2 separate regions of the Homo sapiens genome follow, and region 1 is linked to region 2. Evidence: read pairs that join two places in POLR2A ChIA-PET (ENCODE). Cell type or tissue: GM12878. All regions are shown on one strand. Each heading gives the region's core, and the rest is flanking DNA. Links, peaks and the distances in the headings are about the cores only. Region 1 has its middle 65 kb from the start of LINC02543. Region 2 overlaps LOC105374949 (a long non-coding RNA gene).

The links. Peaks named below come from ENCODE experiments on the same cell type or tissue, not always from the same donor. Only the 100,000 strongest peaks of a DNase experiment are listed, where the experiment ranks them.
Region 1: POLR2A ChIA-PET joins it to region 2 with 5 read pairs; 2 of 35 experiments call an interaction of 5 or more read pairs at or near these places.

The regions. Positions count from the first base shown.
Region 1 is chr6:16,051,658-16,067,481 of GRCh38, forward strand. No RefSeq gene overlaps it. Among named protein-coding and RNA genes, the nearest start is that of LINC02543, 65 kb to the left of the region's middle. RefSeq lists enhancers at 12,885-13,626, 13,627-14,367. In GM12878, for the core only: no CTCF peak of the experiment used is centred there; no DNase peak of the experiment used is centred there.
Region 2 is chr6:15,953,651-15,969,474 of GRCh38, forward strand. LOC105374949 (a long non-coding RNA gene) reads right to left here. Exons shown (of 4, transcript XR_926532.3): 2 at 10,139-10,287; 3 at 7,286-7,369; 4 at 2,845-3,022. Among named protein-coding and RNA genes, the nearest start is that of LINC02543, 33 kb to the right of the region's middle. RefSeq lists enhancers at 7,688-7,982, 9,047-9,116. In GM12878, for the core only: no CTCF peak of the experiment used is centred there; a DNase peak (open chromatin) is centred at 8,911; H3K27ac peaks cover 1,856 bases.

The DNA.
Region 1 (15,824 bases), core at 5,096-13,095, 98 kb after region 2:
TCTCACATTTTCCTCATTGTCTGCACTGCTACCTTCTTTCCTAGGTTTATCTATTAACATCTTTCCACTTATTTGCATGTAAGATAGAATGTCACCTCCTCCATAAAGATTTCCCTGAGCCTTTTTGCTGGATGTAGGCAGGCCTGCCTTAAAACCCTGTGGCAATTTATTATTACATATTACCTAGTTCCTTAAATTGATTCACACTGCCTGCCTTGCCCAAGTGACACATTAAAGGTTATTGAATGATTCAATGAATGAATGGTAATGGTAATGGAATGAATAAATGAACGAATGAATGAATACCTGAATTATAACAGTGAAAGTCTGGCTGGATCGGGAGTTTACAAACTTGAGACACTGGGAAGTGAGAAGAGAATAAACAACTGGATGGGAAAAATTAGCCCTGGCCTAGGAGCCAGAATTCCAGGGTTCTAGCCCCTCTCAAACATTTCCTTACTGTGTCAACTTGAGTAAGTCATTTAATTTCTTTAATGCTCATTTTTCTTGTGTAAATTAAATGAAACATAAAATATATATGTGTGTGTGAACGTGCTTTGTAAACTGACATCAAATTTTATATCACTATCATCATTTTATGTCACTATCATCATTCTTCACATGACTGTCAAGAAGTAAGTGGAAAATTCTACAATCCAAATAAAAGGTAACCCAAGTAACTCAACTGTTTAACTACCTTGATTTTATTCAAGCTTTGTAGACATTTACAAATTAAGTCAAAGGTACAGGCAATTGGTGTTTCTCAATGTGATGATATTGCCTAACCTTCCTTTTCTGTGAATTTTTTTTTAATCCACGTATTTAAACACAGTCAAAATTTATTACACATCAATTGCTCTAACCAAGCTTTATTGCAGGGGCTCTCAGTGTGGAGTCCATGGACCACAGGGTTGTCAATGTACGTTAGTAGGCTCCAAGAAGCCTCTGTAATTTTATGCAAAATTTTATGAATCTGTGTTCAAAAAAAGGATCTGAGGCTGGGTGCAGTTGCTCACATCTATAATCCCAGGAATTTGGGAGGCCAAGGTGGGCAGACAACTTGAGTCCAGGAGTTTGAGACCAGCCTGGGAAACATAGCAAGACCTTGTCTCTACAAATAGTAAAAAAATTAGCTGGGTGTGGGCCGGGTGTAGTGGCTCACGCCTGTAATCCCAGCACTTTGGGAGGCCGAGGTGAGTGGATCACGAAGTCAGGAGATCGAGACCATCCTGGCTAACATGGTGAAACCCCTTCTCTACTAAAAATATAAAAAATTAGCCAGGCATGGTGGCGGGCGCCTGTAATCCCAGCTATTCGGGAGGCTGAGGCAGGAGAATGGCATGAACCTGGGAGGCAGAGTTTGCAGTGAGCAGAGATTGCGCCACTGCACTCCAGTCTGGGTGACAGAGTGAGACTCTGTCTCAAAAAAAAAAAAAAAAAAAAATTAGCTGGGTGTGGTGACACACACCTGTAGTCCCAGCTACTCAGGAGGCTGAGATGGGAGGATGAAACAGGAGGATCACCTGAGCCAGGAAAGTTGAGTCTGCAGTGAGCCCTGATCCTGCCTCTGCACTCCAGCCTGGGTGATGGGAGTGAGATGCTGTCTCAGAAAAATAAAAAATAAAAAAAAGGATCTGTACTTCTTATCAAACCCTCAAATGGACCCATGACCACAAAAAGTTTGGGAACTTCTATTAAAGTTTAATAAAACCTGAAAAACCTCTTGGATTTGTACTTGCCTAACACAATGATAGGAGTAGGACCCCAAAATGTATGGTAATGGGAATCTAGCTAGAAAGCTGTTAAGAGTTGTCCATGGAAGGATTAAGAGGGTCTGATGTGGGGATTATCGTGGAAATAGAGAGGACAAAGCAGATGCAAGGAGCATCTTTTAGACAGCCAATCCACCCTTGTGTAATCTGTCAATTTTCATAGATGAGAGATTCTCTTCCGTCACAAGGTATTCTTAGCTCTGTCTGAAAGTTATCTCTGTTTTGGTCTAGAGATTCCATCTTCCTTCTAGTCTTATATATCTCCAAAACTTAATGCGTCAATAATTTATCCCTAATTTTGAAAGGATACCTTGAGGCTCTTGATGTATGAGTGAGGAATGAACAATATTTTGCTGAGTTTGATTTGAGAAGCAGTATGGGGAAAAGGGCCCCACTATGGGGAAACGTGGCTTGAGATGACACTGAAATAAAAAGGAGTTCTGGGAAAGAGACAGAATAGATATAAATCTTTAGTAAAAGGAACTTTGGAAAAAGCAGAGATGTTAAAAAAGGAATATTTAAGAAGCTTTGCTGTGTGGTGTGTAATGGAACCTTTTATACCACTTTTGTGCCACTGATGTTTCAGTAAAATCCATGTTGTGCAGTTTGGCATAAACTCATAAATCTAGACTGATCAGTGATTTTTGGCTTTGGCTGTATGTTACAATCACCTGAAGAACTTCCAATAAATATTCAATGTGTTGGCTTTGCTCCCAGATATTCTGATATATTTGGTCTTAAGTAGGGCCTCAGCATAGTACTTTTAAAAAGTGCTGCAGGTGATCTAAAGTGATTTTAAAGCCAATGGTTTAGGGTCTGGAATGGTGATTTGTAGTCTTCCTCTGATTCATCGGAATCATCCTAGGAGCTTTTAAACAGTACAGAAATACTGGCTCCACCTTACCCCATTTAATTTGAATCACTGGACATTACAAGTTTTTGTAAAGTTTCCCAGGTGATTCTGATGCAAGATGAAGTTTAAAAACCGCTGGCTCTAGAAGAGAAATATACCAGGACCTAAAAGACAAGATCAATCTATTAAGAAGCCATATAGACTGCTTCGTAATGGTACTAAGTAACTAATTCCAAGATGTCTCCCTCTCAAAAGGTACTTATCAACATTTTATTTCTATGCTAAATGAATGAAAACGATAGTAAGAGCTATCCAAGGTTGATCCTACCCTCTAGACAAAAAAGAAGCAAGATGATTAGGATGAAAGCAAACTTCCAATGCAACTCTTATTGTGCTTGAAGAATTCGTGCTTTCGGACTGGTTTCTTATGAAAAGCAATTTGAAGTGGTAACTCATAGAAACTCTAATTTAAAGTCGTATGAGGGAAAAGGAAAAGAAAACCAACTTAGAAGAACAGAGGTCTTTTCAATGTTAATCTGGTATAATTCAGCTTCCAAGAGAAAGAAAGATACACAGCCTGACCCATTTTTAGGGACCATCGGGAACATGAGGGACCAAGTAGAATGGGACAATGGTGCCCTGTCAGAGGTGGTAGGTGGCCAAGATGTCCCCATTCCTTTCCTGTTCTGAGACATTCTGTGCAGGTAAGCTGGTGGCCTTTCAGGGTGTTCTGGATGGTAGTACCCCCTACATACACAGTTATTTATTAAACAAAGACTTCCTCTTGCCAAAAAAAAAAAAAAATTGGTCTGGTGTAAAATCATGAGGCCCATTGTTCCACAGCAAGAAAGCCACCTCATAATTTACTACTCTGTAGTGTGGGCCATTTTTCTTTTTTCTTTTTTTATTTTTATTTTTGAGACAGAGCCTTGCTCTGTCGCCCAGGCTGGAGTGCAGTGGCATGATCACAGCTCACTGAAACCACCACCTCCTGGGTTCAAGAGACTCTCCTGTCTCAGCCTCCCGGGTAGCTGGGATTACAGGCGCATGCCAACACGTCCAGCTAATGTTTGTATTTTTATTACAGACAGGGTTTCTCCATGTTGGCCAGGCTGGTCTCGAACTCCTGACCTCAGGTGATCCGCCTGCCTCGGCCTCCCAAAGTGCCGGGATTACAGGTGTGAGCCCAGTCAGTGTGGGGCATTTTTCACTACTGAATTATTTGGGGCTTAAATTTAAAAACAAGCATACATGCACACACACACACATACGCAATATGCACACATGCACACACAGTTTCTGGGACATATTCACAGGCATACACACATGCACGCACAGGCATTCACTCATATGATTTCTTTCAGCTGATCCTGCTTGTTCTGCTCTTGTTCATAATATGGGAGCAGTTGACTGTTACTGCAGTGACTATTCCAATTATTAGGGCAGTGAAATAGGTTGCCAGCAAGCCATAAAAAGCTCCTTAGTTTAAAGAAAATGCCAGCATTTTGTTTTTTGGTGAGATGAGTTCCTTACTTGCAGAGGACAGACTGTAATTACTCAATAAAGCTGCATTTTGTCGCTCTGAAAGCTGCTGGCATACCATGTGTTTAAGAAAGCGACACTATGATTTTCCTCATAACACCTGAATTCTAACAAAGAATGTTTAGTGCTGTAGTTTCCATATGAAAAAGAAAGCAGAAAGACAAAAGGCAAATCAAGAGTCTAACCCTGAGAACTGGCTAGAGCTGGTGAGAGTCCGTGGGCCAGTGCTGGAGGAATGAAGATGGTCTCTAATCATCCTGGATCATCCTAGATCAGCTCAGACCCAGTCCAGAGCCCAAGGGAACAATGCCATTGAGTTAAGACAAGGTTGATTATGAAAAGATTTACAAAGCACCGAGGGTACTGATAGGAAAAAGCCTTTCTACTGACACATGGAAGATGATTCAGGCAGGATTTGTTTTGTTTTGTTTTACCATAACAAAGTAATAAATAAAATGAAAACCTTAATCATGATACCAACTGCCATTATAGAATTTTTTAAAAATTGCCCTTATGAATAAAATGGTAGAGTTTTCTGCTATTTGTTCCAAAACACTACCCACATCGATTGAGTGCTTAGATTTGTCTTCAGGACCATGGTTACTTTCACTTTGCTTCTGTGAGTCAAGACCAGAAAGCATAAATTCAGAGACAAGATCCATTCCAGCCAAGGAACTTCATGATGCAAGGCTTGGAGTAGGAATGAACACAGTCGTGGGGAACTCAGTATGACAGATGACTCGAGAAAGACCTGGGTTGAAATTCTGACTCCTGTTAGCTATGCCAACCCGAAAAATTATGTAATCTCTGTGCCTCAGTTTGCTCATCTATAAAATGGGGACACAAATAGTATCTACTTCATGGAGTCATTAGAAGAATCAAATGAATTAATGCATGTAAGCGCTTAATTCAAGAATATTACATGCATTAATTCAAGAGTGCTTAGCACAGCCTCAGTAAATCTTAGCTTCTATTAGTCGTCTTTGACTCATTCTTGTACCTCCTGCATCCAGCTCATTGCCAAGACTTACTGATTCTATCTCTATCTCTTATATCACCTCCACTGTTGTTTTTTGTTTTTGTTTTTGTTTTGACATGGAGTTTCGCTCTTGTTGCCCAGGCTGCAGTGCAATGGCGCAATCTCGGCTCGCCGCAACCTCCACCTCCCAGGTTCAAATGATTCTCCTGCCTCAGCCTCCCAAGTAGCTGGGATTACACACATGCGCCACCACGCCCGGCTAATTTTGTGTTTTTAGTAGAGATGGGGTTTCTCCATGTTGGTCAGGCTGGTCTCGAACTCCAACCTCAGGTGATCCGCCCACCTCGGGCTCCCAAAGTGCTGGGATTACAGGCATGAGCCACTGCGCCCGGCCCACTGTTTTTTTTTTTAATTCCTACTGTGCTGTCCTGGTTCAGGCAGATACTCATTATTTCTGATTTGAATTCCTATAGCACCTTCCACAGTGGCCTCCTCACTCTCTATTTTTCCTCTCTCCAGTCCGTTCTGTATACTGAGACTAAATTAATATTCTAGAACTGGAGTTCAGATCACAGCCTTCTCTTGGGCAAAACCCTGTGAGTGCCCAGTGTCCCTAGAATGAAGCTCCTGGCATCAAGGCTGTCCACCGTAGGCCCAACAGGTTCTGACTCCCACGATTCTCCTGAACATCCTCTGTACCTCCAGCCCAAGCATGAGGCATGCATTTGAACAGAACATCGGGTGTGCCTACACACCATCCCCTTCTTCCACACGGGCTACCTCCCTCTCCCTCCTCCTCTCTTCCCTCTCCTTCACTTCCTTGCTACTGACTCACCTGAACATTTCTGCTCACTACAATTATAGCTATTCTTTATGTCTGAGCTTAAATGCTGCCTCTATGAATCAGCCTCCTTCCATCTCGTCAAACAGATTCCATTTCTCATCCTTTGAATCCCTACAGCACATTCTGGATATTTATATAAAGTAATTTTCCCTCTGTGGTACAGCCACGTGTATTTGTGTAATCTTCCCCTCACCATTGTGAGTTTTCTAGGTCCTGGCCCTGTGTCTTATCCATCTTTGTCTCCACTGCAGTCCCTAAGTGCTGTTGTAGAATTCAGCCTAGATTGAGAACTCAATACGTGTTTATTGAGTGAAAGATGTTCTTTGATATTAAAAATGTTGATGTTTCAATATCCAATGTAAACACAAAAACAAAAGATGGTGGGAATAAAGTCTTAAGACACGAGAGGCCAAGACTAAGAATTCAAGAATATGTTTCCAGCACTGAGCTGCGCCTACTTGGCATGTATAATATATAATTATTGTGGCGGTAGTGTCACGTAGCCTCTCAAAGCAGATAGAAGATATTCCTTAAAGAATCCCTTGCTGTTTGTCCTGATTATGAATGACTTTTCCCAGGCACCTGTGTTCCTAGAAGGGCGTAGACTCTCTGGTGGTGGCACCCTGAAGTGCTTATTTTCCTCAGTAAATTAATCAATTGGGGCTTTGGTTTGCAAATCAGACCAGTGTGGAATCTTCTTTCAGGGCCTGATCCTTGCTGGCAGAGTGCCAAAGGCTTCTAGGTGTGCAGACAGCCAAGACCTTAGTTCTATATTTGGATGCCATAGAAGAGTGAAAGACCAAAACAAAAAACAAACAAGCAGAAATATCATCCTTTAAGAATCTTCCTCTCCTTTTCTTAAAACAAGCCTAAATGCTCCTCTGGGACTCTAGTACTTCAGGATCTTCTGATTCATGCCAGACCGACGTAAATCATCCCTCCTGCCCTCTGCTCAGGATCAAGTGGAAAGTTCCAAGGACAGGGCATGGGAGTGGGGGCCTAGGACCAGAAGGTTACATAAAGCAAGAGCTGGGGAGAACCCTCTGCCCACCCAGGCCCTCCATCTTTCCCTTAAAAACCTGTGTTCCTTCCAATCGTCCTTGCTCCTGGTGAGCCATCCCCACTTTTTCCTTGGGCTGTTTGTCTCTGCCTGGGAGTCTCTGAATGTCAGGCTGTGTGTGTCTGTGTGCATCTGTCTCTGCTAATCTGTGATGCTATTAAAGTCGTTGGGATTGTATATATCAATATGCAAATTTATGCAACAACTAATGCGTAACTTAGCATTTTACATTTGAGCCAAAAGACTACACATGACTACTTGCAATGATCTTATGTCCCCAGAAACTTTTGGTTACGGAAAAAAACAAATCTCTGTAGCTTATCTGGTTTAGCCGTTGTCTCTGTTGCTGTTTGAGCCACCAGGAGAAAGCAGTCAGGGAATGTTAGCAAAAGGGCTGAAGACTGTAGAATCCGCCCTAAAAAAGAAAGCAAAAAAGAGAAGTGTACAAACTGTTAGCATATGGAAGCCAAGAAGGGAAACTTTAAGCTGAAGACACTGAGCATAATCATTTTTAAATGGCAACGTGAGCTGGAAAATGTTTTGCTAACCAGTCTTTGGAGAATTGAGCTCTACACTAGAGAAGGAAGAATCAATAATCTTAAATGACCTGAGAAGAAAGCAAATACCTGGAAACACTCATACACACCATAGAATTAATGAGTAAAGCAAGCTCCAGTTTGCTATATGGGTCTACATACTTAGAAGAATAGATTTTTTTTATGAAAGTAAAGTCCTTGTACTTCCTATTTATTTTATTATTCAATAAATCAAGAGACTTAAAGGATATAGCTATTTTGAGGACTTTATTATATTTTTAAAAATCAAAAGAGTTTTATTTTCAATTTTCTGCCCTTACCATCCAAGGACAGTCAAGGTCATTTCTCACTGCTAGAACAGACCCATTCTGTCATGCCAGATACTTAGGCTAATGATTCAGGGATTGAGTTTCTTCTTCAACTAGTTTCAAATTCATATGTTAAACTATTCTCAAAGGGAGGCTGACTCTTCAAGCAGGTGCTCCAGGCCCCCGAGGGAAGGGGGAAGAGGCTTGGACGTGCCTGTCGGTGTAGGGGAAAGCTTGGGCTGCTCAGCTGCTCGTAAGTAAACAAAAAATGAGAAGGGACAGGAGAGGCGGCTCTGCCCAGCGATTTATGTACAGAGATGTTTTGCCGTGCAGTTGCCTCTGTGACACAGCCAATTTCTCGTCTTCTCCGCCTCCTTTTCTCTCCTTAGGTTCCGTTGGCTCTAGATTCCCCTCTGATAGGGCTTTCTATGGTGTCCACGATGTACCAGTTAGGATCACTTTGGGCTACATGTAACAAAAAGCCAACTGCAGAGGCTTCACCAAATGGGGCTTTAGTTTTTCTAGCTGAATAAAAAGTCCACATGTTCGCAGAGCAGGGCAGAGACTTGAGGAAGCCATGGAGTGTCCTTCAACCAGGGTCCTTCTAGTTTCCTGCTCTGCTGTCCTGACTGTGGTTTTTGTCTTCGTGGTTGCAGGCTGGGTACTGCAGGTGAGACAGCCAGGTGGGAGGGGGTCCTTGGAGAAACTCCAACCAGCCTGCCCACTGAGGTGGAGCCACAGGAAGTTCACAACATTTGCAGCAGGGAGGAGCCTGGCCCCTCCTCTTCCTGTGTGGAACCTGGGATTCAAACGACATCTAGCAGGAGACTCTGGCCTTGTGGAGAGTCCCTGTTTCCCTCTTTTCTTCCTTTTTATCCAATAAAACCCTGTTTTACTCACCCTTCAAACTGTCTGTGAACCTAAATTTTCATGGCCGTGGGACAGACAAGGATCCCATCTTTAGCTGAGCTGAGGAAAAGTCCTGCAACACAGGTACAGAAATGGTGTAGGAAGAAGGGGGAAGAGAAGAAGAAAAGGGAGTGTGTAGCTGAGCCTGTCTCTTTTCATGACATAAACAATAGAGTCCCAGAAGCCCCTCCCTATAGACTTCAATTTTGTCACCAATCCGGGTCACATGGCTACTCCTACCCATAAGAGGGTCCAAGGGAGTAAGCATTTCTAACTGAGTTCATCATCATCGTGAATGAATTTACCTTCTCTTTGTAAAAAAGGAGGTGACATTGGGTAAGCAATGAATTAATCAAGAATGTTTCCTGAGCAGTTGTCAAATGCGAGGGGTGGTGCAGGGTGTCATCTATATGAGAAGATGTGTTTTACACCTTTCTATTATACAGTGAACAAAGTGTTACTTAACAAATGTGTGTTGATTTAGGTTAAATTCAAACAGGTCAGACAGAGGAGCCATAATTTCAATCAGACCCTGAAATCTAAGAGAAATGTAGGTAGGGAGGAATGTAGGGAAGGATATTTCAACCTGAGACAATTATCTGAAGCTGTGGGCTCAAGTTTTTTTCTACCAAACACACTAGATAAATGATATATTTAAGTGTGATGCACATCACCCATTTTTAAGAAAGTGCATATGAAGGCAAATGAAGGTAACATCACGAGGAAAACCTGGAATTCTCTTTGCTTTAAGACCCTGACAGGTATCTGTATTTTTTTTTTTTTTTTCAGACCGAGTCTCGCTCTGTCACCCAGGCTGGAGTGCAGTGGCACGATCTTGGCTCACTGCAACCTCCACCTCCCGGGTTCAAGCGATTCTCCTGCTTCAGTCTCCCGAGTAGCTGGGACTACAGGTGTGCACCACCACGCCCAGCTAATTTTTGTATTTTTAGTAGAGACAGGGTTTCACCATGTTGGCCAGGATGGTCTCGATGTCTTGACCTCGTGATCCGCCCACCTTGGGCTCCCAAAGTGAAGTATCTGTATTTTAAGTACCACTGATGACTCCTGTTCTGTTGATTATAGTAAAAAATGTCTACTTCTAGTTGTTATGGTCCCTTTCAATACCAAGGGGACTGCCTCTTGGATATGCTTAAGCTTTACGGTAGCATAAAGAAAATGTTTCCCTTTATAAGTAGCACCTCACTAAGACTTGTTTCTCTGTCAAATGAGTCCAGTGAACTAATCTCAGCTTTTCTTTCTAACTCAAAACTAGAGTGGATGCCAGCCATCCTGAAATGAGGATGAAAGAAATTGCAGCATCTGCCCCTCAATTGCTATGGCTGGGGATGTACATTGACTAGCTCAGTACTGGCTTCATGAATACATCCTGTGCAGTTACACAGGGCCCTGCACTTTGTTTAATGCTCTGTTGCCACCATCTTGAAACTTGAAGAGTTTTTTGACAAGGAAACCTGCGTTTTCCTTTGTCATTTGGCCCACACATTATGTAGCTGCTATTATAGGCCATTATAGGAGAGTGACTAAGAAGTCAGGCATGGAGTCGGCATGTCTAGCCCAAATCTCTGGTCTAATTTCTAATAGCTGAGCAATTTTCACAAATGATTTCACCTCTCTAAACCTCAGTTTTACCACATGTAAAGTAATGATAATGATAATTGTACCAACATCACAAGGTTGTTGGAAGAATCAAACATGATAATGTGTTTAAAAAAATAGTGAGTACAGCACCTGAAACATAGGAGGTACACAATAAATAACAGCAATTATGATTTGCTATATTTTGTATATTAAATTTATTCAGCAAAATATTTATTGAGCACCTGCTGTATGCCAGGCACTGTCCTAGACACTTGGGATAAGTCTGTGAATAAAATAGACCAAGATTTCCACCCTTACAGAGTTTATGTTTTGCAGGCCTGGGAGAGGACCTTCACAATAAGCCCAATGAATATAAATAAATGTAATTGGAGGTGAGTAAGAGGTAAATGCTATGGGTAAAGAAAAAACAAGGCAGGATAAACAGGGTAAGGGAATTGGGGAGGACAGTTTGCAGCATCAAATGAGGAGCTTCAGTGAAAAGACTTAAAGGAGGTCAGAGAACTCATCTAGGAGAAAAGTATTCTAGAAGAAGTTTCCTCAGTAATGGAGGGCAATGCCTCCACTAAAAGTAAAGGCCAGATAAGTCCATCCACCAGCAATCCCTCTCCACAGCACAGAGGAAATACATTGTAATTAGTCATTGCTAAACCATTTTATAGAGTTGGAGGTTGCAACTCAGCATTTGCATACATTTATAACACCCAATTAGGGAAATAGTTCATTTTATTAACGTGTAGTTTTGAGGAATAAAAACAGACACAGAACATTCGTTATTTTTATTTTTTATTTTTTTTGAGACGGAGTTTCGCCCTTTCACCCAGGCTGGAGTGCAGTGGGGCGATCTCGGCTCACTGCAACCTTCACCTTCCAGTTTCAAGCGATTCTCTTGCCTCAGCCTCCCAAGTAGCTGGGATTACAGGCACCCACCACCAAGCCCAGCTAATTTCTGTATTTTTAGTAGAGATGGGGTTTCACCGTGTTGACCAGGCTAGTCTTGAACTCCTGACCTCATAATCCACCCGCCTCAGCCCCCCAAAGTGCTGGGATTACAGGCATGAGCCACCATTCACACAAGTATTTAAAATAACCAAGAGAACACTTTCTTCTGAACTGACAAGTCCAGGATGTGAACAACTGGGCCAGCATGGATCATGAAAGATCAAAGGCCAAGTAGGCATTAACAAAGAGAGAAGACCAAGACCAAGCCAGGACCATGGTGCTCCTCTCAGCCACACCTGGCACAGCTTTGTCATGGGGAGGAATTGTTAGAAAGCACCAGAGCCACTCTGTATCCATCCTGTGTGCTATTGATGGTAGGTTTTGCATAGTAAACAGTTTAGAATATTCTATTAATATGTCATTCCGGAATATGGGATCTGCTCTGCTTAAGGTATAATTAAGTAGATGACCAATTGGCAATTACCACCATAATACTGGTATCTGGGCTGAAAAGAATAACGAAGCAACCTCCTTTATAGAATAGATCCTAAACAAGATCTGCTGTTATGAGAGAGTGCCAAATTACCAAGTCAACCAGAAGAGGAGGAGGAAGGCAAGGAGGGCTAGGAGGAGGAGGAGGAGGAGGGGAATGAAAGAAGGAAGGAAGGAAGAAAGGAAGGAAGGAAGGAAAGAAGGAAGGAGGGAGGGAGGGGAGGAGAGGAAGGGAGGGAGGGAAGGAAGAGGAAGAGAGGGAGGAAAAAAGCCACATAAAAATGTTGAATTCCTATTCATACCATTTGAGGCTTGTGTGTGCTGTTAGGGAAACCTCCTACTTTGATGTAAAGAAGATGAGCCACAGACAAATTGTCGACTTATAGAGTGTTTAAAATATAAGTCCAAAACCTAAATATGATGGAGTCAATTTTAAATCTTTTACTGAACAAAAGTAAAAGAAACCATGAAGTGAGTATAATTTGACATTCCAAAGACAATATTCCTGCAACTGATGTATGGGATAATTAGATGTTCACAATAGAAATTTCAACCTGGCATAGTGGTTCCGTCTCTGCAGTAAAATCTTAATAGTTTAAATCCCACTAATGCACACAAGAACTGAGCTAAACTTTACCTTTGTACCATCTATGAGGAAACAGATTGCTTAGCAAATTAAATATGAATAAGGATTTAGATGGGTTATTTAACTTACCAAGAAAGCAAAACACTCCTTAGCAGCGCCACTCACATTTAATGTATTAATTACGGTAAAAATTGGAAAATTGCGTCGGCGTATATTACTGGCTAAAACTTCACTTATTTTAAATACGGTATTGAGTAATTTAGATCACACTTCTTTATTTTAAATTAGTGAACTTTGTATCCTTTTAGGCAGATTCTAGGTCTGGCTAAGGCCCATAGGAAAGAGCATCAGATTGCTTAGTGAGAGTCATCCTCAAGTTAATACAAACAATGATTCTGTCTAGTAATTTCTTCTCAAGCTAACTTGCCGTGAGAATGGAGTCTCTGTTTTCCAACACGTCTTTGAAAACAGCCTCTAAAAGGCTGACATGTGGCAGCTGTCAGGCTCCCACCTGAATTCTAGTTCCCTGGTCATGGAAACTATTTTTAACCAGTTTGCACATTTTTCACTAACAAATGATTTCTCCAGCTCCAGCGTTGTGCCGTACTCATCTGCTTTCCTAAGCACAGTCCACATGCAGGCAGTTGTTCTTGTCATAAATCCGCTGTGCCATTTGGTCTCCTGCGTGATACTGTCTGTGACACATTAGGTGCCTTCCCTCTGCAGTAATACCCTCATTCACCATGCTCAGCCACAGGGTTTGTTTGAGCTGAGCACTGGGGTTAATTGCCCACCTGTCCTCAGCCCTTCTCAAACGTCTTTCATGCTGGCTGAACCTAGGGGACGACTACCCTAAGGGCAGTGCTCAAAGGGAAAGAACAAAGGGAAGGAAATGGCTGGCACTTCATTTTCTTTGGGAATGAAAGGAAGTGGATGATGTAGCCACAAGCTTAGCCACTTCCTCGAATCTGTTCAAGGATAATTGAGGTGCATTAAATCCTTCTGAAAAGAAATGGGAGAGTGTTGAGCTTTACCTGTTCCCCAAGTCAAAGGCATCCCTAGCAAGATAGTCTCTCCCATAACAAACACACACATAAGAACACATCAAGTCCGAAAACATAGAGAGCGACAATATCACTAATCATCAGAGAACTGCAAATGAAAACCACAGTGAGATACCATTTCATACCCATAGGATGATGACTATAAAAAAAAAGATGATAATAATTGGTGAGGATGTAGAGAAACTGGAGCCTTTTTTTTTTTTTTTTTTTTTTTTTTGAGACAGAGTCTTGCTCTGTCACCCAGGTTGGAGTGCAGTGGTGCGATCTCGGCTGACTGCAAGCTCCGTCTCCCGGGTTCACACCATTCTTCTGCCTCAGCCTCCCCAGTAGCTGGGACTACAGGCGCCTGCCACCACACCTGGCTAATTTTTTGTATTTTTAGTAGAGATGGGGCTTCACCGGGTTAGCCAGGTTGGTCTCGATCTCCTGACCTCGTGATCCACCCACCTCAGCCTCCCAAAGTGCTGGGATTACAGGCATGAACCACCGCGCCTGGCTGAAATTGGAGCCCTTTTTCATTGCTGGTAGGAATGAAAAATGGAGCAGCCACTGTGGAAAAGAGGATGGCAGTTCCTCAAAAATTAAATTCCACTTCTAGGTATAAACTCAAAAGCATTGAAGGCAGCATCCCAATAGATAGTTGTATACTCATGGTCATAGCACCATTACACACCAAAGCCAAAAGATAGAAACAATGAACTGTGTTCAACTGATGACTAGATAAACAAAAATACGGTACATCCACACAATGGAATAATATATTCAGCTACAAAAAGGAATGGAAGTGTGATGCATGCTACAACAAGTATGTACCTTGAGGACATTATGCTCTGTGAAATAAGCCAGTCACAAAAGGGCAAATACTGTATGATTCTGCTCATATGAGATACCTAGAATAATCAAATTCATAGGGACAGAAAGTAGTGGTTTCCAGGAGGTGTTGGTGGGGGGAAATGGGAGTCCTTGTTTAAAAGGTACAGAGTTTGAGATAATGAAGAGTAATTTAGAGGTGGATTGTGGTGATGCTTTCAGAACAATTTTTTTTTTTTTTTTGAGTCTTGCTCTGTCAGCCAGGCTGGAGTGCAGTGGTGCAATCTCAGCTCACTGCACCCTCCGCCTCCCAGGTGCAAGCGATTCTCCTGCCTCAGCATCCTGAGTAGCTGGGATTACAGGCACCTGCCACCATGCCTGGCTAATTCTTTGTATTTTTAGTGGAGATGGGGTTTCGTCATATTGGCCAGGCTGGTCTCGAACTCCTGACCTCAGGTGATCCACCCACCTCAGCCTCCCAAAGTGCTGGGATTACAGGTGTGAGCCACCGTGCCCGGCCTTGCAGAACAATTTTGAAATAATGCCAGTGAACTGTACACTTGAAAATGGTTAAAATGGCACATTTTATGATATGTGTATTTTACCACACACACACACACACACACACACACACACACACATACACACACAAAACATGAAGAAGAAATATGAGCAACAGGGCACAGGACTTCAGTAAGACTCATTTCTTTCGCAAAAGGGAAACTTACATTAGAAATTGCTTTTGCCTATTCCTTACAAAGTCAAAATGGAACTTGCCCTTCATTCTTACCGGTTGAAAAATCTTTCACAGAGTATTTGGTGGATTGAATCTTATCATAAAATCAGATAAGAATGTTTAGAAATCCAGAACATTAAAGGAAATTAGACAATTTTACAGGTCAGCTAGATAGAATGTTTTCCTTCTATTTTCATAGTCCATGTCAACTGTTTCCCTGAGAAAGGTGGGTGCAGGGAAGGAACACCTTGGATGCTAGGTGTCAAGGCTTCATGATGGGGAACCACTGCCAGAGGCACAAAGCAGAGGATGAGCCAACACAGAACATGCCACCACTGATACCAAGAGAAGGCAAAGAGAACAGGGCTGTGCCAGGGTCAAGGTGTATCTGGGCTAAGTTCAGCCTTGTTAGGTGAGCACCTTGGGGCTGGGCTTGTTATTTTTAACTAGTTATGCCCTGCCTTCTTTGTGGCTGCCTCTTGTCCATTTTATTTTTATATTTTATTTTATTTTATTTATTTTATTTTTTGAGACAGAGTCTCACTGTGTCACCCAGGCTGGAGTGCAGTGGTGCCATCTTAGCTTACTGCAATCTCTGCCTCCTAAGCTCAAGCCATCCTCCCACCTCAGCCTTCCAAGTGCTGGGACTGCAGGCATATGCCACTATGTCTGGCTAATTTTTTGCATTGTTTGTGGAGATGAGGTTTCACCATGTTGCCCAGGGTGGTATCAAACTCCTGAACTTAAGGAATCCTCCCACCTCGGCCTCCCAAA
Region 2 (15,824 bases), core at 4,988-12,987:
ATTCAATTAGGTCAGGATCTCTGGGGGTGGGAACCAGGAAATGCTTTCTGAAATCTCCCCCGGGGCATTATAACATATAGCCAGGGCTGAGAATCACTGCTTTAGAGTACTGATTCTCAAGGTGTGGACTCGGAACTAGCTGCATCAGCATCACCTGGCAACTTGTTAGAAATGCACATTCTCAGGGCCCATCCTGGACCTACTGAATCAGAGACTGTGAGGATAGTCCCCGGCAATTGATTTTAACAAGTCTTAGGTAATTCTCAGGCATGATAAAATTGAGAACCAGTCTGGATGACAAGGCTGTAATATTATTTTTTTTAATCTGCTGGGATACTTCCACTGTGAGCTGTTGCCTCTTATTTTCTTATCTGCAGCAAAACCCAAATTTCTCTTTTGATGACTGTCAGAAATAACATGGTTATTCCTGGCTCACCTGGGATGAAAAAACACAGATGACACACCTGGGTCTCTATGCTTATTTCTGGTCTGGGAACCAACAAAGCAATCTTATGAATAGCCATATGAAGCAGTGGAGGCAAATTATTTGGTTTCCTCTAATTAAGTCATCTGCTTTAGCATTGTCTTACAGGGTACAACTTTCTAGTCTTCTGCTGTCTCTTCATCTATCAAGCTTAGAGCTGCCAGAAAAAAAAAAAATGTGGCCCAAACAGGTTTAATTAGAGAGATACTGAGTTAAAGTTCCTGAGGAAAATCTATGATACCATAGGTTGGGGTGTTTATTGTGTAGAATTGGGGGTAGAGAACCTAAATTTACTCTAATTAAGCAGGGTTTGTGTCAACACTGGAGGATGGGAAGCCAGGCAGAGAGAAGAGGGTGATCAGCAGCAATCTGAGCCAAGAGAAGTGAAAGCAAAGATGACATGTTCTCCCATCTGGAGAGTTACTTAAATTTGAGCATCTAAAATCTTTTGACCCAAGAGTTACTGAGAGACACAAATGAGTATTTTTGTATTAGGGAAGCTCAAAGATTGTCATCTCCTGTCCTTTCCTTCAATATACAGGACCAAATCACAGGAAAAGACAGCTGACTTTGTACATGTCTTTATAAGTCTCTTACAATTTGGGGATCCAAAATGTTATTTTTTAATTTTTTTTTGAAGCAGAGTCTTGCTCTGTTACTCAGGCTGGAGTGCTTCAGCCTCCTGAGTAGCTGGGACTACAGGTGCACACCACCACACCCAGCTAATTTTTGTGTTTTTTTTGTAGAGACAGATTTTCACCATGTTGCCCAGACCAGTCTTGAACTACTCGCCTCAAGTGCTCTGCCTGCCTCAGCCTCCCAAAGTGCTGGGATTACAGGCATGAGCCACCATGCCCAGGCCCCAAAATGTTATTTTTTCAAAGTAAAAATCAAAGAATATTAGGTGGTGAACTAACCTGTATTCAGTTGCGCATATAATATATTTTAATCCTTATGGCAGCACTATGAGGTAAGTATCATTGGCTTGATTTTACAAATTAGAACACCGAGGATCAGAGACACTAAGCAAATAACTTATCTGTTAAATGACAGAGCTAAGATTCTAATCCAGGTTCGTCCAAACCTGAGGCCTTTCTTTGCTTCCTTGGTCCAAAAAATATTAACTGGAGCTTAGACTTGTGTAGCCAGCTGGCAGTTCTACATCCAACCACGACACAAATAGATTAGTCCAGAACTTCACCCATACAAGGAGACACTGTTGGGGCAATTCTCTATGGTGCTTCTACGTATCTTGTGATAGATTCTATCCCAGACTATCTTTCCAAGGATGTTTATAGAGCAAAGAGCCACAGAAGATATACGTCTCTCCAGGGAAGAGGACAGATTGGTTTTCTGACTATGATAAAATGGATAACATATCTCTCTGGGACAAAGGTTGGGTAAGTTTACTACGGCCTCCCCCTTATAAGTTTGAGGACTTCTGCTTGAGTTTTCTCAGACCCACTATGTGTACAACACCCATCCACCTGGGCCTGCCTCCGCATTGCCCTCACGGGACTTAAGAGGCAAGGGAAACCACTGTGGCCATGAGTGATAAAGTCCTTTATCTCTAACCTAGGAGTCTCATGTCTTCTGCCAGCATCAATGAAACTGTGGCAGGCTCACTTGTTAGCTTGCAAACAGGGTAAAATCTCAGACCCTTCACAGTCCTTGATAGACATGGATTCCTCCTCCTTAGTGTATGTAGCAGCACATGGAATTCCTTCAGACTTCCTTGGTTCTGAGTGAGCGCAACTAGCTGACTGGAGTTGGTGTGTTAGAATCGTCCCACTATTCCCTTTCTTCCTCTGTCCCTTTTGCCGCGATTACTGAACCTGAGCAGTCACTAGAATGGACAGTGGGGATTTAGGAAGACAGTGTTAAGCAGATGTTAACATCAAAAAGACCTGAGGCTCATGTGTATACCGAGTTGAAACCCCACTGTCATTGAATGAGGTTGAAAGTGACTTTAGTAGTTTAGGCTACTTTCCACTCAAAGGGGCAAACTTAATAGAACCTCTTGTCATTAATCCCTCCATGATGGAAGCTCATACCTAAAAAGGAAAGTGAAATTGACTCAATATTTACAACTCTATGGTGTCTTCTCTTTGATCTTAGTCCTGTTAGCAGCAGCAAATCATACGAGTATGCAGCAACCTCAATTCTTGCCTCTTCAGAAGAAATAATTCAACAAGGGGCATAAGGCAGAGGGAGAGACGGAGGCAAGTTTGAGAGCAGGAGTGGAAGTTTACTAAAAAGTTTACAGCAGGAACAAAACGAAGTAAAGTACACTTGGAAGAGAGCCAAGTGGGCGACTTGAGAGATTCAAGTGCATGACGATTTGACCTTTGACTTGGGGTTGTATACATTGGCATGCTTCCAGGGGGTTGCATTACTTCTCTCCTGATTCTTCCCTTGGGGTGGGCTGTCCGTGTGCCCGGTGGCCTGCCAGCACCTGGGAGGGGCTGCACGTGCAGTGTGTTTATTGAAGCTGTGCTCATGATCACTTGAGGTTCTTCCGTTACCAGCAGAGTGTTCCTAGAGGAACACTAGAGGTCATACACCGGGTAAACGCCTCCATTTTGCCTCTTAGTGTGCATGCTTAAGCCCACTTGCTCAACTCCTGAGATCTTATTGGGAAGCTGCTGATCACCAGTTTCAGGTGTTTTCTGTGTATTGGGAGACTGCCTTTCCCTGACGCTGGCTGCAACCCATTATTATTTTAGAGAGGCAGTTTAACAAACAACCGCCTGACCATCACCTGATGGTCGCCTGATAATCCTGGTTCAGGGGACCCTCTCCTGCCCTGCTCAAGTCTGCCTAACTACCTACTGTGACAGTCCTGTCTTCTAAATAAACATAGACTAAGGTGGATCTTCAAATACCTTCCATCTACCACCCATTTTTCCCATCCCCACACCCCCAAGTCTAGGCAAACATTTTCCAATCTATCAACCACTCCTTCTTAACATGAGGAATAGACCCTGTGCCCTTCCAGGCTTTCTCCTCTGAAGAGGCTCTATTTTGTCCACCTTTTCATCTAAGTCCTTTAAAAAAAAAATCATTTGGTTCTTGAATAGGCAATACCTGCATGCAGTACAGAATTCAAAAGATACAAGTGTGTTTCCTTCCCTGTCAAACTCCAGCCACCCACTCCCCTCCTCCAATCACTCTTACTGGTGTCTTATTGTCTTATTCTTCCTCCTATTCTGTATATAGTCAAGGTTCATTGAATAGGCTGAACATACAGGGCACAACCAGAAAACAGCTTTGGGTTGTTTTTTTCCTCATTACTATCTTTAAACTCAGCAGACGGTTTTTGTTTTTTGTTTTTTTCTTTTTTCCAGCATATCAGCCAAAATCTTTTAGGCATTCAAATGCCTGTTTTAGTATGAGATTTAAGTTTTAGTCTTACACTTGACACAATGCTTCTCTCTCCCCTGCAGCTCAGACTGGACCTTCAGACCAGGCACCAGCAGCAAAGAAGTGGAATGTAGTTTGTTACTTCCCTGTGCCTCTATCTCCTCTCCACTATTTCTGATGCCTCCAGGATTAGGGTTGTTAAAGGCGTGATTAGAGGGAAAGGAAGAGTCTTCCTTCATAAATACTGTTGTTATTCATCCTTGATGCCCTATGTGGCCATGTGCTAATATATCAATACAGTCTCAAGGCAGAACACAAAATAGGTGCTCAACAAGTGTTAAGTGAATGAATGAATTTATGAGTAAATGGATGACTGGAACTCAGCAATAGGTGTGTCCCAATTGACAAAAGATTAGAAAACACCAGCGTATACCATTAAAAAGGACAAAAAAAAATATGTATACACAGCTCTGCTTGATACACCAAGGTCCATGGGGGAGAAGAGATAAACATGTGCATTCAAGTTATCACTCTAAGCCAACAATGACCTTTTAGAAAATGTAATATCCAGGACTGTGTTAACATAATACTAGCACAAGGATAGTGGAACTCTGTATTTATATTGCTTATTTTGAATATTAAGAGTTCTCAGGTAGGTTCTCTCAACTTGCAAACAAGCTGTAGTCATTTTTTAGCCCTAAGCCAGACTTCATATTTATCCTTATGAAATTTTATCTTTTTAGTTTTGACCCATGGTTCCCCTCTCTTGTGATCTCTTTTTAATACTTATCTATTATTTAAAATATAATTGAGCCTCCAAGAGTTTTCCTCTGAAAATATAGCAAGATCTTTCATGTGTTTATTAAGTGAACTAATAAAAATATTGGCCAAATACAAAGCCATTGGAAATCCTCCTCTAGTCTGAGACATACTTTTTGACACAATAGCATCGTTTACATTCAGTATCATTTAGGGTTAAGTTCAGCTGCATGTAACAGAAAATAAATAAATAAATAAGATAAGAGTTTAGTTCTTTCTCACTTAAAGTAAACCTGCAAACCAGCAGTACACAGCTAGTATAGCAACTGTGACAGGTACTAAGGACCCAAGGGTTTACTTTCTTTCGGCTTCATAACATGATCTTAAGACCACCCAATGGGTTAAGATAGCTGCTGGAGCTCCAGCCATTACATCCCTAATCTAACCAATAGGAAGGAGAAGGATAGAGGCAAAGTGTGTAACTACTCAATGGATTCTTCCTGCCTAGTGTACAGATAAAATCAGACCATGGCATTGCAATAAAGAAAGTGTTTAATAGATATGAAGCTGGCCACACCACATGGGAGACAGAGTTATTACTCAAATCAATCTCTCTGAAAATTTAGGGGCCAGGATTTTTCAAAGGTAGTTTGGGCTAAGGGGTGGGGATGGCTAGGCAATGGGTGCTTGCTCTGATTGTTTGGGGGTGCAATCACAGGGGTGTGGGAAATGGTCCTCCTATGCACTCAGTCATTCTGGTGGGGCCACAGGAGTGGTTAGTGGGTCCAGGTGGAGCCAACGATTGTCAGACCTGCAAAAAACCTGAAAAGATATCTTAAAGGGCCAATCTTAGGTTCTACAATAGTGATGTTATCTGCAGGAGTAATATGGGAAGTTGCATAGCCTGTGACCTCCAGAATAATGGCTGGCATTCATTCATGTCTACACCTTAGCAGAATTCAGGCTCCTCTATCCTCCTACACTGGTGGTCTCTCATTAGCTTTACAAAGGCAGTTGAATTTGGGGGAAGGGCTATTATCATTTAAACTGTAAACTAAATGTCCCCCAAAGTTAGTTTGGTCTAAGCCCAGGAATAACTAAGGGCAGCTTGAAGGCAAAAGGCAAGATGGGGTTGGCTAGGTCAGATCTCCCCGACTGCCATAATTTTCTCACTGTTATAATTTTTGCAAAGGTGGTTTTAATGGGACCCCTTCCTTTTAGGAAGACTTGAAAACATTGAGATTCTGTCACCCAGACTGGAGTGCAGTGGTGTGATCTTGGCTCACTGCCACCTCTGCCTCCCAGGTTCAAGCAATTCTCCTGCCTCAGCCTCCTCAATAGCTGGGACTACAGGCGTGTGCCACCACGCCCGGCTAATTTTTGTATTTTTAGTAGAGATGGGGTTTCACCATGTTGGCCAGGCTGGTCTTGAACTCCTGACCTTGTGATCCACCTGCCTTGGCTTCCCAAAGTGCTGGGATTACAGGCATGAGCCACCATGCCCAGCCCATGCTGTACATTTTACTTAACTAGAATCTAGTCTATATTTAAGAAGAATGTGAGAAAATTTTTGTTAAATTCCTTGTGAGTATTATGGTTATAGTAATAACTATCTAATTCTTCTGATATACTAACTTAACACTCTTACCCCAAATCAAATGAGTTAGACAAAATTTATCTGTAATAAATCCATGTTTGTGTCTAGTTATCACCATGTTCATTTTTTCCTTTGATTGTTCATAATCCATAGGTTTAAATTCTATTTGAGAATTTGGGGGGACTAAAATCTGTAAAACAAAAATAAAATCCTAAGCCCCCTAACCAATTATGAATCCCCCTATGGGCCAAGGGGATCCCAGAGAAGTCTGAAAACCAAATTCCTGGCCATGATGGAAAAGGAGGTTGGACACACCTCATCGTACTCCCTCCCTTTAGGAGTTCAGGCAGCACTGACCAGCATTAACATTAAAACAGACATCATAAGACTGACACAACAGACTCTTCGTGGCAATAAAATTCCAAATTCCAGCCTGACTCTGGTGTAGCATCACATGGCAGACTGAAGGAAATAAAAATATTTTACTACCAAATATATTTCTTTGACATATTTTGAAATGGCACTGTGAAGCCATCTTTTGGGGGGAACTGCAGAGAACTGCAGAGAATCTCGCTTAATACGGTTCAGCCTTTCCCAGGTCTAGAGGAGATTAAGACTCTGACCCCTTTAAGGGTCCAAAAGGAGACATTTACCACCTATTCTCTCTGAAAGCAGTTACCCGGAGGCTTCACCTACGTAACAAGAACCTTGGTCTCCACAGCTACCCTTAGAACTCAAGCATTCTTTTTTACTGACTTCAAGGCTTTACAAAGCTTAACTCTTAACCAAGTGACAATCAGAAAATCTTTGAATCCACTTACAACCTGTCAGCCTCACTTCACCTTCAAAACATCCAGGCTCTTTAGGCTGAACCAATGTACATTTTTAATGCACTTATTTATGATTTTACTTACAGTTCCTGTATCCCTAAAACATAAAAACCAAACTGTAACCTGACCACTTCAGGCATACTTTCTCAGAACCTGTTGATACTGTTCTCCATGCCATGGTCACTCATATTCACTCAGAATAAACCTCTAAGTAGTTTACAGAGTTGTTGTTTTTGTTGTTTTCTCACTGACCCATCAAAATAAGTAGTTTTCTGAATCCACTTCCTCTTTTGGAAAGTAGTACACACGCTCATCTCTTCTGTGCTGAGCTGATTTCTGAAATAAAATCAAAAGAAGTTCATCATTACAATTGCAACTTCTCTAGTTCCTTGGGTTATAATCTATATCCATTGGGATTCAAACTGAAACACAAATACTAGGTGGAATCAAGAATTCATTCTAGGGATTTGACTTCAGGCACTTGCGGACGCTTGTCTTACATCTGGTGTTGGAGTCTGAATTCTGCAGGGCAGCGGGTCAGGGTGGCAAGGCAGATGCAGAGCAGGGAAGTGAGGACAGACTGGAGCCATCTTCTGCCTTGTGTTGTCTCCAAGTCTGGCCCCTTTGGCTCAAGGACCTAAACATGTGCTGCCTGGGTCTGAGAGCTGAAGGAGTGGATCATCTGGCTGCTTCTGCAGGCCCACAACATGAGCCAGCAGACTAGCGGCATGCCTCAGATGCCCTGGTGATCCTCCTCCCACCTTCAGAGCGGGGAAAGAACAAGGCTGCCACTTCCCTTTTGGCTTCCAACTGTGGTGCAAATGTATCTTTGCTGGGCCCTTGCCGGGAACCATGCAGGGTAGGGGATTCTGGGAAATGTAGTTCCAGCTGAGCTAAAAGGCCCCACAAAGCTGTCAATTTGAAGTCTTTAAGGCTGAAATCCTCCTACTATCTTGTGACCTATTTTTTCTTAATAATGTTCATCTTATCCTTTCTACTTTAAGTTTATTTCCCTTGGTAGAGAAAATAGAAAGTGAATAGATAGAGTAATCCTGCTTTCTCTCCATTATTCGCTAGCGTTGTGCTGTATGCACCCAGCAGTGGGCTACTCCCCTCTTGCTCCCTGTGACTCTGATGAGAGCTAAAGTGTCCTGTCTGTCCTTGGTAGGTCCCATGAGCTCCTGCTCTTCTGAAATGTCCCCTTCTCAAGCTATTGGATCAGATCCATTGTTGTTCTGAATGAAATTCATTGTTTCCCTTCTTTTGTCTGTGCTAAAATCTAAGAGGGTGTGGGCTCATTGTCTCAAGGCTTATACATTCACACTTCTCTTGCTTTAGAGTCAAAAGTAAGTCTAATGTAGGAATTCCCCTTCCTTCTCAACAGTGGGGCACCACACCACCAAGGCCATGTAACAGGACAGACATACCCTTCTGGCTACCTGCTGCCCTTCTGTGATCATTTTTCCCTTTGAGACTGCCCTTTATGCAATTAAAAAAAATAATTTGGACAAAACTGTGTATGTGTATGCAAACATGTGTGTGTCTACAGGATATAATTTGCCCTGGTAAGGCGGGCCTACCCAGTAGTTTGACTTCACAAACACTGCATCTCCTGGGGGTGGCTTGGAGCAGTCTGTAGGGAGTATGGAGGTGAAGAGCAGAATTGGCCAAAACCTCTAAAAAGAGAATGACAGAGAGAGAGAGAGAGAGAGAGATGTATTCTTTCCCTCAACAAAGAGTAGAGGCTGACTTTAACCCCTGAGAAAGAGAGAGAGAGAGTGAGTGTGTGTGTGTGTGTGTGTGTGTGTGTGTGTATGTGTGTGTGTAAGGGCTGCCAACGGCAGGAAAAGCTACAGAAACAAAAGCCTTCACTGCAGAGTCAAAAAATGAACAGGAAATGGTCATTAACATCCTGCAAATGTTCTGATCTGCTGTAGAGGCCCTGACTCCTAGGTGATTAAATGTGAAAGAATTTCAAAAATCAGGCTGTGAAATGAGTCTTTTTAGTTAGGAGAGAAGGAAAGCCCTATTGGGTAATTCTAAACCTTAAGAACTGAAGGAGAGTCTCCAAATTTCAGCGCCAGCATCCTATTTAATGTAGATCTCCTCTGCTGCTTTCTTCAGACATAATCCCAAATTTCCCCCTAAAAGCACCGAGTTAGTTACTAAGTATTTTGGTAGCCATTGCCTCCCAAGGGGACAAGGCTCTTCTATGTCCTCTTGGAGCTCTCTGAATTGTCCCTTCTACCCTAAGTCACCAGAGTCAGAAGACCCTCGAAAATTTTTGAACTAAAACACAAAACGGAAAACAATAAGAACAAAGGGTATTTTCTCCTCTTTCTTTATTTACTTGTTTTAATTGGTATTTATATTTACCTATGTGAAACCGTATTGCTCTGACCTTGTCACATGGCATGGATTCATATCTGGAATGAGGTTAAGTCTTCTGGAGCTGTGCTACATTTTTATTCTTAACCTGAGGAATATGAGAATTCCGACACCCATTGGTGATAAGCCTCCATTTACTTCTAGATTTAACCTAATACCATGCAACAGTCTTGATCCACAGTGCTTGAGTTAATTGTACTGGACAAGGCAAGTGTGTGTCCAGGTGGTAGACATGTCTATGAGATGGATTAAAGATGCAACAGATACAAACATCTCTAATTCAGAGGTGCTTTATCTTGTACATGGCGGGAACAGCAACTGCATATCTAGCACATGGTATATACATAATAGCAAACATTTAGCATATTGTACCACTATTTAATTCTTACAGCAATCCTATAAGAATACATATTGTTACATTAATAATTTCATCTTATAGATGAGAGAACTAGGTTCTGAGATATTAAGTAATTTCTTTGCCCAAGGTCTGGGCAGTTTTAGAACTGGGATTTTTGACCTGGCCATTACACTTCCTGCTCCTCGGAAAGGTCTGAAGCAGCTCCACTTTTATAAGTGATGGAATTAGGCTCCAACTCTGGTTAACCTGCAGGAGGTTTCTGAACAGGAACAGTTCACAGCTTGCTCAGCTGCCATACTTTTCTCTGTGGTCTTTGTTTTCGGCTGTGTTTTGGTTTTCAAGACAATCATGAACCTCACCACAATTGGAAGACATCTCATCTTTGATGAGCTCTGACAGGGCTGATGAGTTGGTTCCTGGACTCTCCACGGTTGCTGTTGGGCTTTAGGCTAGAACTCTTCTGTACTTTCATCTCTTTGAATACGTTTCAGGCAGCAGTTAAGCGGGTCTGAAATTACATGTGAAATCAAATTTAAAAACAACTGATTATTTTCTCTTCCTCAGTCTTTCATCTATAAAATATAAATGTGAGTCCCTTTTTTTTTTGTTTTAGAACTAAACTAGGGTCTGTTTGCCAAGTGCGGTAAGACCAGATATCCACACCAAGTTTTGCATCAGGAGAAAGAAAGGTGTTTATTTATCGGGCACCAAGCAAGGAGGACTATGCAGCCAATGCTTAAATCCTGACCTCCCTGATGGCTTGTAGGTTAGGGGCACATTTCAGGAAAGCAGAAGTTACAGGCACAATTATAAATCAATACATGGCACTTATTCCTTGGTTTTGTACTAAAGGGGTGGGATATTTTGGGGAGTGGCTATAAGTCATAGGTAGATTCAAGGATTTTCTGATTTGCAAAAGCTTTATTTAAAAATTTAGGGTCAGCAGAAAAGAATGTTGATTCTAGCTCGTGGGTGTGACTTTCTCCAGGCCCCTCAGGAAGAAATTTAGAACAAAGAATGGGGCTCAAAGTTCAGTCCCTAGGTCCCCCTTATCTGAGGTCTATGGTGGGCAGATCCCTCTGGTGGGGGTCAAGTTTCTGAAAAGCAACTCTGGAAACATGTGTTAAGATATTATCTTAATTTCTGTAGGGGAACCAAACATCCCATGATTCTAGCTTCCATGGCTATCGTTTTAGGCTACAATTACCTTCTTGCTTATCAAGTCGCTTATTTACTTTTCTGGGCTAGCTAGGTACCTAGAATTTCACTTGAAGAAACTCAAGATTTTCCTTCATTTCTATGCTTGGAGGGTGGGCACAGGTCCCTAAGAGGTGAGTCCCCGCTCTGTTTCACGTTTTCATTTTTTCTGAAATCTACAGCACCTCTCATCAACCTCTAGTGTCAGTTTCACAGTGGTTCATATTAAGGCATGGTTGGCTGGAGTAGCTCATCATCATTTCTATTTAAAAACCTAAAAATGTGACAGTCTTAAAGTTAGACTGCTGAGGATAGGATGGGATCCTTCATCAATATGGAGGCTTCTGTGACCTAATCTCATCAGAAGATCCTTGGCTTGGTTGATTCAGTGGCCGGGATGGGTTTTGCACTGGCGTCTTTGAGCAGTTTCCTCTTTGTGACAAGGCCAGTGAGGGTTAGGCTTGTAGTCTAGGAATGGTAGTTCTGAATCAAGATCAAGTCTTGGTCTAATTAGTGATATAATCTGTTCAACCAGTAAAATTAATACATGGAATTTGCCCAAGAATAGCTGAAGCTGGTACCTTTTATTGGAGAGACTCCACTGAGACCCCAGATATCTCAAAATACCTTTCCTTTTGTTTCACCTTGGCTTATCTTGGTCCTATTACCTGCAATAAGATTATTCCCAATATCCCAGACTAAACTAGGGTCTGTTTGCCCGGTGCGGTAAGACCAGATATACACACCAAGTTTTGCAGCAGGAGAAAGAAAGGTGTTTATTTATTGGGCACCACGCAAGATACTATTTATACAACAGATCTCAGAAGTTGAGCCACAGGATTTCGATTTTTTGCTAAAGTGTAAGAATGAAGACATTATGCTGAGAAGCTCTGAAGAAATTGTCAAGATTTCTTCTACTAGTACATGTTAGTGAATTAGAGTAGGCAGTGTAGCCTTAGATAATGTATGAGTTAAAGTGTGTCCCCCCAAAAGATATGTTGAAGTCCTAATCCCTAGTACTTGTGAATGTGACCTAATTTGGAAATAGGATCTTTGCAGATATCACCAAGTTAAGACAAGGTCATTCTGAAGTAGGGTGGGTCTTAATTAATATAATCATTGTCTTTCGAAAAGGAGAAAAGACATGGACACAGGGAGAATGCCTTGCGACAATGAACACAGGCATCGGAGTGCCACGTTCACAAGCCAAGGAATGCCAAGGACTGCCAACAAAGCCAGCAGCTAAGAGAAAAGCATGGAAAAGATTCTCCCCTAGAGCCTTTGAAGAGATCATGGCCCCTCCTGTCACCTTGATTTTGGACTTATGGCCTCCAGGGTTGTGAGAGAGTACATTGCTGTTGTTTGAAGCCATCTGGTTTGGGGTAATTTGCTATGGCACCTCTAGGAAGCTCCTACAGACAGCAAGGAGAGGCTGGCCCTGGTGTAGGGGTTATGGATTTCCATGGAATTAGAAAGCAGGCACTGTCTTCCTTGATGGCTATAAGTTAGAGGCAGGAGCCACCGGCAGCTCTGTATGGGTAATTTTTCAGGCCTGGGGTTCATTCCATGTGGGAGAAGCTCCTGCAAGCCAACCACAGTTCTGCTAAGGCTCTGGGCTGTTGCCTTCAGGAGGAACCCAGGCTAACCGAGCAGCACAGCACAGTTTGCAAAGGATCAGGTGCTTGGGTGGGTGCCAGAAGAAAGAAGAGTTTTCCCAACAATGTCTGTTTCACAGCTGTGCTCAGGGCCAGTTTCCCTGAAAAAAGACAGAACACATCAACTTGCTTCTGTGAAATCTAGGAGTTAACGTACCCGGTGCTTGTTCCTGGCCTGTTTGATTCTGCGCCACCTTTCTTAGGGTTAACTGACATTGCCCATTCTGATTTTTCCAACCTAAGCATTCCCTGTCTCTGTGTTTATGGCCTGCCAGCAAGACAGTTCAGGGAGCCGATTTAGTTACCTTTAGTCTGCTAATTCCACTAGGTGCTTAATAAATATTGGCCAATAAATGTTTATTTTTGCATCCAGAAAACCAATGACATGAACGCTGTGGTGCATTATCCAGAATTCTGCTCAGGACTGAAGCACTTACTATTCCAGCTGTTGGGAGTGTTGGCTGCTGAGAGCTCATGGGCAAGTCTCTCCTTAAGCTTTGCCTGAAGCAGGCTGCCTGGCCCAAAGTTATGTCCTTTGCTGGGCACTTTCTCCATTTAATGACTAGCCAATGCAGGAGTATAAAGGCCCAGTCCCCTTGCCTCAAGTAAGACCTCTCTCAAGGGTCATCCCTCCTCCAGAGCTCCCCACAGGATGGGCTGAGATCTTTATTGCAGCTACATCACAGTTTGATTTCTGCCCAATTCTCCTTCCCTTGCTTTCCTGCAGGTCTTTTTCCTAAGAACAGTCACTCCTCAGTGCGCACTCACTCCCTCACACAAATCTCAGTCTCGAGGTCTGTTTTCTGGGGACACTGATCTAAAAGATCCTTCTGCTTGATCCTATGTAAGTGAGAAATACACTAACTGCACTTATTAGGTACAGAATCTGAAATGTAAGAGCTACAGGAAGTAAAATAAAATGCCACCCTGTCTCTGCAGTGTCTCCGTCCCCAGACTAATGGCTGAGCCTTTAAGGGTCTACAGCTCATCAGGGTTCTCATGGGTTCTGAGCACAGCGCCAGCTCTCAGTAGACATCTGTTGAATAAGGTAATGGACAAGTGTTCAGGAATTTACTTTGGCCCTGAATCAACTAAATGGGCTTTTAAAAAGGTTTTCTATCCCTTTGAGGCTGGGCACAGTGGCTCACACCTGTAATCCCAGCACTTTGGGAGGCCGAGGTGGGCAGATCACTTGATGTCAGGAGTTGAAGACCCGCCTGGCCAACATGGTGAAACCCTGTCTCTACTTAAAAACAAAACAAAACAAACAAACAAGCAAAAAAACAAAAAAGCCAGGTGTGGTAGAGTGCGCCTATAATCCCAGCTACTCAGGAGGCTGAGGCACGAAAATCACTTGAACCCAGGAGGCGGAGGTTGCAGTGAACTGAGATTGTGCCACTGCACTCCATCCTGGGTGAAAGGGCAAGACTCTATCTCAAAAAACAAACAAACAAAAAAGGTTTTATATCCCTTTGTAATGGGGAGGAAGGTCTTTGGAGTCCGTATTAGTTTCCTATGGCTATATTATTATTAAGGCCAAAATAAAGACAAGAGAAATTCATTCTCTCACAGCTCTGGAGGCCAGAGTCCAAAATCAAGGTGGCCCAGGCCATGCTCCCTCTGAAGACTCCAGGGAAGGGTCTGTCCAGGCCTCTTCCCTGCTTTGGTGGTTTGCTAGCTGTCTTTAGCATTCCTTAGCTTGTAGATGCATCATGCTGAGCTCTGTCTTCATGTTCCCACGGCATTCTCCCTATGCGCGTGTCTCTGTGGCCAAATTTCCCCTTTTATAAGGACACTGTTATATTGGAATGAGGTCCCATCCTACTCTAGTATGACCTCATCTTAACTAATTACGTCTTCAACAACCCTACTTCCAAATAAGATCACATTCGGAGGTACTGGGAGTTAAAAACTTCAACACATAAATTTTGGTAAGGACATAATTCAATCCGTGACATGGCGCCTCCCACCATTTTCTATGGTGTTTTCATTTTTGGGTTCTGAATCCCAGATTCTCCACCTTGCCCTGTGGTAAGAATGCTGGGGCTGCAGAAGGAAGATGGCAGAAAAAATGGGACCCACAGCAGCAGGTCTGAGTCAGAGGCGGTCAGGTTCTAGTTGTCAGAGGAGTGAGAATATTGAAAAGCCCAACCTCAACGATGGGGCCTGGCTGGATTGGGAAAAGGTTCTGTGCATTTTGTTGGTGGCTACAAACACAACTATGTATCATTCTTTAATTGATGTAGATACTCTTCCCTCAAGACCAGGGAACTTCACTCCTCACTCCTTAAGTAGAAGCTATGCATATAATTTCCTTCCAAAGTGTGGAAAGGGGAAAAAAAAGAGTCATTTTGCAGCAGAGAAACGTGACAAACATCCCCTCAGCCAGGAGATCAAGATCAAGGTCAACAGTGATAAGTTATGTCGATAGTGCGTAGCCTTGATATGATGCAATGAAAATGACACTTCACCTCTGTGATCTTCCTCCCCAAAATTCACAACCACATATAACCATGAGGAGAAAGATCAGACATGTCCCAACTGAGGGATGGCCTACAAAATACCTAGCACTCCTCAAAACCATCAAGGCCATCAAAAACAAGAAGGGTCACAGAAGGTGCCATAGCCATGAAGAGCCTAAGGAGACATGATGACTAAACGTAACGTGGCATTCTGGAGAGGACCCTGGAACAGAAATAGACATTAACTGTAAACTAAGGAAATCTGAATAAAGTATGGACTTTAGTTAATATGAATGCACCAATATCGGTTCATGGAGTGTAGCAAATGGACTACAGTGGTATGTTAATAACAGGGAACTGGGAAAGGAATATGTGCAAGCTCTAGCTCCCCAATTTTGCTGTAAATCTAAAATCCTTTTAAGATGAAAGAGTTTTTAAGAATATAATTTTAAAAGTACCCTTTGATTATTTTCTCTAAGCACTGATCGTTCCACCTTGTGTTGAAAGGATTTATCTTTGCTTTCACTGGACTTTCTTGGCTTCCTTTTATCATAGCCTTAACCACAGGCTACAGTATAATTGTTGAAAAGGCACCCATGCCCTTGTCATGAGTCTGTGCCTCTAAGGCATTGCTGCCTACATGTTTGAGATTTCTTTGGCCAGACATGTCTTTATACGTCTATTCTAATTTGTGGTTCTCAGCCTTCCCTCTGCCAAGATAGCTCTGCGGA